3 separate regions of the Mus musculus genome follow, and all the other regions are linked to region 1. The links are chromatin contacts, found by Hi-C or POLR2A ChIA-PET in ENCODE. All regions are on one chromosome and are shown on one strand. Each heading gives the region's core, a stretch centred on a gene start or an enhancer-like site at or near the end of the contact. The rest is flanking DNA. Distances are from core to core; before and after follow the strand shown. Region 1 holds the start of Drg1 (developmentally regulated GTP binding protein 1). Region 2 holds the start of 8430429K09Rik (RIKEN cDNA 8430429K09 gene). Region 3 holds the start of Limk2 (LIM motif-containing protein kinase 2).

What was found. A loop is a pair of places that touch in the nucleus more often than their neighbours do. ChIA-PET counts read pairs that join two places held with the same protein, here RNA polymerase II (POLR2A).
Region 2: POLR2A ChIA-PET joins it to region 1 with 19 read pairs in embryonic stem cell. The contact joins the promoter of 8430429K09Rik here to the promoter of Drg1 in region 1. POLR2A ChIA-PET finds 5 or more read pairs at or near these places in 4 of 5 experiments (Patski and embryonic stem cell).
Region 3: a loop to region 1 is called in a map of v-Abl transformed pro-B cells, with 2.0 times the contacts of the local background. The contact joins the promoter of Limk2 here to the promoter of Drg1 in region 1. A Hi-C loop is called at or near these places in 1 of 37 maps with a recorded cell type or tissue (v-Abl transformed pro-B cells). POLR2A ChIA-PET finds 5 or more read pairs at or near these places in 3 of 5 experiments (Patski and embryonic stem cell).

The regions. Positions count from the first base shown.
Region 1 is chr11:3,265,021-3,267,975 of GRCm38, reverse strand. Drg1 (developmentally regulated GTP binding protein 1) reads left to right here and starts at 1,513. Exons shown (of 9, transcript NM_007879.2): 1 at 1,513-1,707. The coding sequence starts at 1,666.
Region 2 is chr11:3,451,009-3,453,963 of GRCm38, reverse strand. 8430429K09Rik (RIKEN cDNA 8430429K09 gene) reads right to left here and starts at 1,527. Exons shown (of 4, transcript NR_028317.1): 1 at 1,224-1,527. It overlaps Rnf185 (ring finger protein 185), which reads left to right and starts at 1,008. Exons shown (of 7, transcript NM_001290472.1): 1 at 1,008-1,755.
Region 3 is chr11:3,407,659-3,410,613 of GRCm38, reverse strand. Limk2 (LIM motif-containing protein kinase 2) reads left to right here and starts at 1,376. Exons shown (of 16, transcript NM_010718.4): 1 at 1,376-1,568. The coding sequence starts at 1,553. Gm51879 (a long non-coding RNA gene) reads right to left here. Exons shown (of 2, transcript XR_003949624.1): 1 at 1,213-2,955; 2 at 1-867.

The DNA of each region.
Region 1 (2,955 bases), core at 264-2,763:
AGGCCAGTCTGGTTTACAGAGTGAGTTCAGGATAGCCAGGGCTACACAGAGACTTGTCTAGAAAGAACAAAAACAAAAACTCAAAAGTAAAAGGTGGAGTGGTGATATACTCCTTCAACCTCAGCACTGAGTCAGTGGATCTGGGGGAGTTCCAAGCCAGCCTGGTCTACATAATTAATTTTAGATCATTCAAAGTTACACAGTTAGATAAAAGAAAGTATGCACCCGTGTCCAAAGCCCAATTAAACAATTACACAAAGCAAATGGTCGGTCCCTCTATGTCCCTCATCATCAGACCCATAAACAATTCTCCCCTCAGGGTTCAGGGGGATCCTCCCGATCTAAGTGTCATGAGTGAGTCCTCGGCATTACAGGAAAAACCTTCCTATGGGAACCATTCTTTTACCTCCCTTTTTCTTTTTTTCCCTTTTTTATTTTATTTTTTTCCCAGTTTTTCGAGATAGCTTTCTCTGCCTTGACTGTCCTGGAACTTGCTCTGAAGACCAGGCTGGCCTGGAACTGAACTCAGAGATCTACCTGTTTCTGCTTCCTGAGTACTGGGATCAAAGGCGTGCGCCTCTATCATCTGGTTTATCTACATTTCCTAGAATGTACTTTCTGGCATGGTGTGTGGTAGTCGAGGGTTGCCTTGAACACAGGAGATCCTTGGTCTCAGCACCACCAGGAGACACACTCCGGTACTTTTTTTTTTTTTTTTTTTTGAGACAGGGTTTCTCTGTATAGCCCTGGCTGTCCTAGAACTCACTCTGTAGAGCAGGCTGGCCTCGAAGTCAGAAATCCGCCTGCCTCCCAAGTGCTGGGATTAAAGGTGGGTACCACTACCCTATGCCTCTCTAAGTGTATTTCTAACAAACAGCCTAGAGAGTATAATGATAAAAGGCACAGTTCTATTTGTCCATCTGACAAATTCGGGACTCACTTCCAGTCACACTACGCTTTAGTGGCTGTAACCTTATTTTACACAATAAAAATGCTTTTATATTTATTTATGCATTCCCTTCTAATTTGTGCTAACATAATTTCCAACTTTTCAACATGATAGCTTCTCCAAGTAATGGCTCTCTCTGGAAGAGCTCATTCGATCCACTAACTGTGGCTCGTTGAGTGCCACACTCCTTCTTTAGGGTTCCTGGTAAACAAAGGATCCCTCAAAAATTGTGCCCCCCACCCCTCTGAGTCTCTCTACAACCCCCCACCCCTCTGAGTCTCTCTACAACCCAGGAAGCCGAGGTCTGTCCTGATGAAGAAAGGGAGCTTCCAAGTATCTGCGCGCACTCTGATGGTCGCCGGGTTTAGGTGCACGCTGGGCACGGGAGTCGAAGGGGCGAGCGCAGGTCCGGCGGGGTGGGGCCGAGCTGCGCGCGACCCTCGGCGCGCTCCGGGAAGTTGGCCCGAGCGACCGCTCTGGTCACCTCACTGCGGGCTCTATGACACCGCGCTGGCTGGCGGGACAGGGAGGAGTCGGCGGAGAAGGCGGAGACCGCCCATCTCCGAGAGCGTCGGCGCGGACTTCTCGCGGAACCGTGTCGCGAGCTTAGCAGATCCCGCGCTTGCGCGCTGCAGTGGTGGCCAGAGGCGCGGCGGGCGCGAGAAGGGGGACCTAACCAGTGTGGAGGCTGGTGTGGCCTTAAGCCCTCCGCCACCATGAGCGGGACCTTAGCGAAGATCGCGGAGATCGAAGCCGAGGTAAAAGGCGCAGCCGGCGCTTCTCTCCTGGCCCTTCTGCGGCGCTGCGGCTCCTCCGGTGTTGCGTCCGCGGCGTCAGGGCCTGGCTTCCACCCCTGTGCCACCAGCTGCCATCGCCCCCGTAGTCTAAACCTGCGCTGCCGCAGCCCCGTCCCCATGCAGCCCCTTCCCTCAGTTCCTCGGGCCTGGGCTTCTCAGCTCCCATCCGCCAGCTCCGTCTCTGCGCAACCTCCCACATCCCACACCCAGCACTTGCTCCGGTTTTCGGCGCATGTCTCGACATTATTTCTGTTTTTCTTGCTTTTTTCTCTGAGCCACACGACTTCTATATCCCAGACTCCGTGATCCGATCACGGGCTTTGAGGTCTTGTCCCGTTATTCCTTGCCCACTTGCCACTCACTGGTGGTCCCCTTTTACACGCCGTTGGTTGTGACGGTAAGATCTGGGAGTAAGTAGATTGTACCTGGATGGCGCGTCATCCCTGAGACCTTCAGGGCTTTTTAAAGTCCGTAATGTGACACCCTTCTTTTAGATTGGGTACCGTAGAAACGAATCAGCAGATGCATTTTAATTCCCTCTGTGGATAGAAATTCGAATGACCGTGGGTCCTTTCACGTTGGGTCTCGTTTGTTTCTTTTGTGGTGAAGAGAATGAACTGGAGAGGGGAGAGGGAATTCAGTTTATTTTTATGTTTCTGTGTGTGTGTGTTCAGCATTACTTAGGGGAATCGTTCTGTTCAGTCATGGTTTCTGGGATTGAGTTTAGGTCTTCCAAGTTTGGCAGCAAGTGCACTTGAGTGTGTCTATCTGGCCCTGGATTTTTTCCCTCTCTCCCTCCCTCTACCTCTCTCCTTTGTTTGGAGACAGGGTCTTGCTACATACTTCTGGATGTCAGGGATCCCATTGTGTAGATCACGCTGGCCTTGAACTCAGACAGATCTGCCTCTGCCTCCAGAGTGCTGACATTAGCCAGGCTTGGTTTTTCTTTTTAAAAAATACTTAGTTGCCTGTATCCTCTTCAGTCTGCAGTTTGCTGGATGCTCGTGAATATGAGCCATTTGGTCTTCCCCTGAAGCAGTATTTCAATAGACAGTTTGTTCACCTTCACCTCTATTGTGGGCGTCTAAGGATAAAAAATAATTCTTAGGTGGAGCTCAGGAGGCCGAGGCCAGTGGTACACTAATGAATTCAATGCCAACCTGGTTTACATAATAAGTTGTAGTACAGTTAGGACCACATAAAGAGACC
Region 2 (2,955 bases), core at 278-2,777, 190 kb before region 1:
TCCATGCCTAGTTTAAAAGGTGTGACCTTTTCTCCATCTTCTGGCAGCTGTTAGAGTTTTCAACTAGCCTTGATTGCTTTTTTCAAACTCTAATAAAGTTGTCCTGAGCTTCCTTTGAGTCTCTTCTAAATTCTTGTATTAATGATACTAAGAACCCCCCAAAGAATCTTACTTTTTCCAGGAACAGAAGGAGGAGGAGTATTCTGACCGATCCCTCAGGTCCCCCACAGGTGGAGCTAGAGATTGATAAGGTCAAGGACTCTGGGGAGAGGATGCAGGCTCACCTGCCATCTGGCGTTTGGGCTTTCACACTGGCAAGCAGAAGCTGAAAGCCATCCAGTACAGGATACAAGGCCGGTGTGCCAGCCCTACCTCAGCTTACACACAGGAATGCTACTGCTACTGCTTGTCCGAGGCAGGACGGAAGTCCCTTCTTGTTCTACAGAATGAGGTGTGCCGGCTCTCCACCCCCCACTCCCCCCACCCCTGCAACAGCACAGCTATGCAGCTTTGTAGGAGCTGCACAGCAAAATCACTCACCTGCACTGAGCACTGTTGCACTGGACTCACATGTTTTTATATATGGAAAGCTAAAACACCAATTTTTCTAGTTATTTTTAAATATAATAAATGCACTTGCTACTGTAAAAAAAAAACAATCCCTCATTGGTTACAAGTTCATCTAATTAGTTTTAAAATAAATTACCATGTATTTATTAAGTGTCTCTGTATACATGTGAAGGTCTGATGACAACTTGCCAGACTCCTTTCCTTCCACCGCTGGGTTTCTGGGGACTGAACTAGAGTTGACAGGCTTGGCAGCAAACATCTTTACCTCTGAACCATCTCATGGGCTCCAATTAGTTATACTCTTATTACCTTTATTATTTTGATACTGAAATTTCACAGATTTGGCTAGTAGAGTCTTCAAGAGAGCTCCTGGGTCGTTTTGCACATTCTCATCCATCACCACTGTTAGCATTCCTTCTAGGCTCCGCCCCACAGTTACCTGGCAACAGCGAGGTATGCCCGGCTTACTATAAAAGGGGCTGTTCGCCCCCTCCTCTCCCTTACTCTTTGCCCCCTTCCCCCTCCGCCCTCTCTCTTCACGCGTTCCTGGCCGGCCTCTCTCCCTTCTCCTCATTCTCTACTCCCTTTCCTACTCCACTTCCCATGCCTCCTCCTCCTGTTCTTCTTCTTTATAAAACAGAACAACCACTGACCTTACTTTCTTGTACAAGGCATTCCAAACTGGTATTTCTAGAACTGGCTTTTTCATCCGCCCATTATTTTTGCGACACGGTCCCATGTATCCCAAGCCTGCTTCGAAAACGACATTGAAGTTCTGACCCATCACCCGAATGAATGCTATGATTAGCTGGCGGGTACGCACATATTTATTCCCACGTCTTCACGCGGGCGAGGCGAGCTCGCCCATCCACCGAGCTGCCTTCCCTCCTCTTCCAGCGCTAGGAAACCCTACGGAAAGACCAGACGCCCTCCCCTTCCTGTCCCGGGGCGGAACTTACCAGCCGGGCGCCTGGGCCGGAGAGCAGCGCTGCACACCAGCCTTTTCCGGCTGGAACCGGAAGTTGTTCTACTAGAGGCGGCTCCGCGTCAGGTGACCAAGTTCCCGGTAGGAGGGGTCGGAGGTTCAATCTTTCTGACTGACGCGTCTCTAAGACTGGCTCGGCTACTCCGGGACGGGGGAACGGACAGCTGGCGTCGCTGGCGCTCGCTCTACCGCGGCGGCAGGTAGGTGACGAGCTGGGACGGCGGGCCCGGGAGGCATGGGACCCCCTTCCCAGGCTCAGGGATCTGAAGCCAAGGGCCAGGAGTCATCCAGTCTGGCTCTGTCCAGGTCCCAGAAGGAAGGTCAGACTGGCATCCGTGGGTACAGATTGGGCAAACTAAGGCCCCAGAAAAGGGAAAGAAGGGTGCGCACAAGCTCCCCTTCCAGACGGGGCTCGTCCTGACTCCCGTAGCCTCGGGGGCGGGACCGCCTCTCTCGTGGGTGGCGATTTGGTGGAGTGGAAAGATGAGGAATGCGGTGAACAGATTTGGGGTGAAGCGTAGGAGACCTGGACTTGAGTTCGCTGCCTGCAGCTCACTGTGCGTTCGAGGCCAAGTCTTTGACCTCCCTGAACCTAGTTCCCACAGCTGTACAACCGGGCACAGCTGTCTCAAAAGCGTGGGCCTCCACAGCACCTGCTCCGAAACCCTCCGGGATGCCGGCTCTCCAGCCCTGGGCTTTTCCCACAGCTTGTTTCGAATCTGGGTCTGGATCCTAGGAAACCTTATTTTGAACGTTCTCCTCTGGAGTCCTACTCGTGTTTGAAGCCTGCTCATCCGAAGTGCGGTCCCGCTGTGAATGCGGTACTCGATTCGAGGCAGCTGGAGCCGGCTCGATTCTATGAAACTTCTAGCTTAGGAAAGAACGCCGGAGGAGAATAACTAACTATCTTTAAAAGCTGGCGCGGGGTGGGGGTGGGGGTTGGGTGGGGGAGTTATGGCAAAGAGGCCTCCTGCTTGATCTTTGTAGCTGAAAGAGGTACAGCTACGATTAATAGGTAGGTTCTAGGGGGAAGACACATGTGTACTTACTATTAAGAATTTAACGGAAGAATTATCAGAGGTGACGACTGATGGGGATTGACTGTCTCCTTGGGAAAGGAAGTATACAGGAGGCGGCCCTTTCCAATTTAAAAGGCTCGTATTAGTATTTATTGTGACTCTTACCTCTCCACTGATAACTCTGTCTTCAGAGTGTATGTGATACTTCTTTTGTGGTCTGAGACAGGGTCTCAGGGATCTCAGGCTGTCCTCAAGCTCCTTTTGTAGTTGGCCTTGAACCCGGATCCTGCTGTTTCAGTCTTAAAGAGTGCCAGGATCACTCGTTACTTAGTACCATTATGCCTACAGAATGTGACATTTCTTTGTCTTCCCTTCTGGACT
Region 3 (2,955 bases), core at 127-2,626, 140 kb before region 1:
GTGTTCCCTACGCATCAGATATCTCCTCAGAGGGAAGCCAGCAGCTCAAGTGAGTTCCCAGGAAGGAAGTCAGGTACAGCCCCCTCCCTAGCACTTGTGCACCCTAGGTCATATGAAGGCGCCACGGAAGAAACATCTAACTAGCAGCCACTTTTGTTAACAAAAGGCCATGCAGGAAGACAGAGAATTGTGCTGTTTTGTTTACCTAAGTAGTAGAGCCAGAGGCAGCTGATGGGAGAGTTGGAGGCAGGATTGGTTTCCTTGGGCTCCATTCCTACCCATTTCCTGATCCTCTGGACTCTTTTCCCATGTACATAAATCTGATGGAGGGAAGTAACAATTGTCTAAAACCGAGTGTCATAGTTAGGGTTCTAATGCTGGGAAGAGACACTATGACCACAGCAACTCTTACAAAGGACAACATTTATTTGGGGCTGGCTTACAGGTTCAGAAGTTTAGTTCACTATCATCCCGGCCAGAAGCATGGCAGAATACAGGTAGACATGGCGATGGAGAAGGAGCTGAGAGTGCTGCGTCTTTTTTTTTTTTTTTTTTTTTTTTTAGACGGTTTCTCTGTATAGCCCCGGCTGTCCTGGAACTCACTCTGTAGTCCAGGCTGGCCTCGAACTCAGAAATCCACCTCCCTCTGCCTCCCAAGTGCTGGGATTAAAGGCGTGTGCCACCACTGTCCGGTTCTTTCTTGATTTTAGTCACAGAATAAGATAACTATGTTAGAACATCTAGATTTTGGTTTTTTTTTTTAAATAAACAATCTAGAGATGATTTAAAACAAGAATATCTCAGCACTCAAGAAGCTGAGGCAAGAGGCTGGCAAGTTCAATATCAGTCTGGCTGCATTTCAAGACCCTGTGGCAAAACAAAAGAAAAAATAAAGCATATGAAGATTGTGCGTGGATTATAGACAAAGTTTACGCCATTTTCTATGAGACTTGACCAACCAGGGACTTTATATAAGGAGTGGGAGTCCTGGACCCAAAATTCCAGGAACCCAGGTATTTGGCCTCCATAATCTGCTCTAGGGAGCCTCATTTCCATATTGCCTTTGACACGCAAAAGTGGTTTCTCTTAGCTTCTTCGTGTTCACATTGCTGATTACAAACTGGGAGTCAAAAGACCTGTGATACCTACCCACGCTCTGCACCTGAAGAGCAGAGCCATTTTCAAGTAGTGTAGAAGGGCAACTGGACTAACCTGAGCGCCGAGGGTCCCCTGTGTTGCGACCTCCAGCCTAAACTGAATCACCCTGGTCAATCCGAACGCCTCTAGAGGTCGCCAGTCGCCAGCAGGCGCCAGAGATGCGGCAGAGTTCGCGCGGGAGGCGGGACGGGGCAGGGCGGGTCGTTAACCTAAGTGGGAGGGGCTCCGGGGCGGGTCCCCGTGCCAGGTGCGGTTTGGTCCTCCCAGGGCGCCGTAGGCGGTGCATCCTTCCGGCTGCAGGGGCAGAGACAGCCTCTTCTCTAGACCGCAGGCGGGCGCGGACCTGAGGCGCTGCTGCCGGGTGGTCCTTCCTGTGTTGTCCGCGCCCTGGACCATGGCGGCGCTGGCGGGTAAGAAGGGCCCATTCCGTCCAGCCCGCCGCTCGCGGGTTTCTGGCTGTCTGGTTTTTCTTGGGTCCGGAATCCTCAGCGAGAGCCTGGCAGGGTGGGGAGGATCGAACACAATGGTTCCCTCGGGACTTGAAGGTCTTGGGACTCTGGAAGTCCGAGCGCAGTCGTTCTAAGACTGAGGGCTCCTTGCGGCCGGCGCGTGGGGCGAATTCCCGCGAGGTGGATCCTCGGATCTGCAGACCGGGCAAGTCTCCTGGCTAAGGAAGCCGAGGCACCTGAGATTCTGAAATATGGGAAGTACAGGGTCTTCCAGAGTTCAGGACTTGAGATTCCGAGTTATCCTGGGTTCTAGGTTTTCTGTAGACCCAAAGTTCTCGAAGGTGTCTTTGGACTCTGGGATTGGGAGGAGTGGTTCCTAGAGATAGAGTATGAGTGTGGAGTTTATGATGTGGATAGGAAGACATCCGACCGTTCTTCCTGAGGCTCAAAGACCTCTGCCTCCTGTGGAGAACAGCTTCAAGTCTTCCTAGAGACTAGTTGAGTCCTCGCGTAGTCTCTGATGCCAGCAGATTAATAGCTCCGCACCTTGAGGGGAAGAGTTGAGTGAAGGAAATTTCAGAATTGGCTTAGCTGGGCCTGTAAATCCCTTCACGAATCATCTTGCAGCTTCCTGCCCCGCGGCATCATGAACTTTCTGCCGCCTTATTCCCAGCCACCGGTGTGAGTGGCTCAGTTTCTGGGTCTACCAGGGTCGACTTCCAAAAGTTTTCTAGAAAGGCCAAGGGAGAATTTTAGGGGTGGGGGAGGGACTGAATATGTGCCTCCACTTCCTGGCTTTGGGCCGGTGGACAGTCACTTCCTCCATCCTGAATTCAAGGACCGGGCCGCCAGTGGGTCACTTCCTCACTACGGGAACATGGAATTTCAGACCTTATTGGTGATAATATGCTCTGGAGAAGGAAAGCATGGAGCGGAAATTCGTCTGTCTCTTCCCTTAATTTTTTTTCCTGGCTGGTAGTGGTGATTGCACACCTGTAATCCCAGACTAGACAGAGCCAGGAGAATTGCTTGGTCTGTGTGTGGCGTACTAACTAGGTCAACCTGGACGACAGAATACGATCCTGTCTCTAAATAAATAATTTTTTTAAAATTGAGTTGGATGGGATGTGGTTCACTTGGTAGAAGGCTTGCACAAAGCAAGGGGTTTCATCCCCAGCACTGCCTATACCTGCTGCATGCCTGCAATCCCAGGTCGAAGGAGAGTCAGAATTCAAAGTCATTCCTCTGATATGTAGGGAATTTGAGGCCAGCCTGGGTTACATGAGAGATACGGTCTTTCTTTTTTTCTTTTCAACGAGGCTGGAGAGGTGACTCAGGTTAAGGGTGT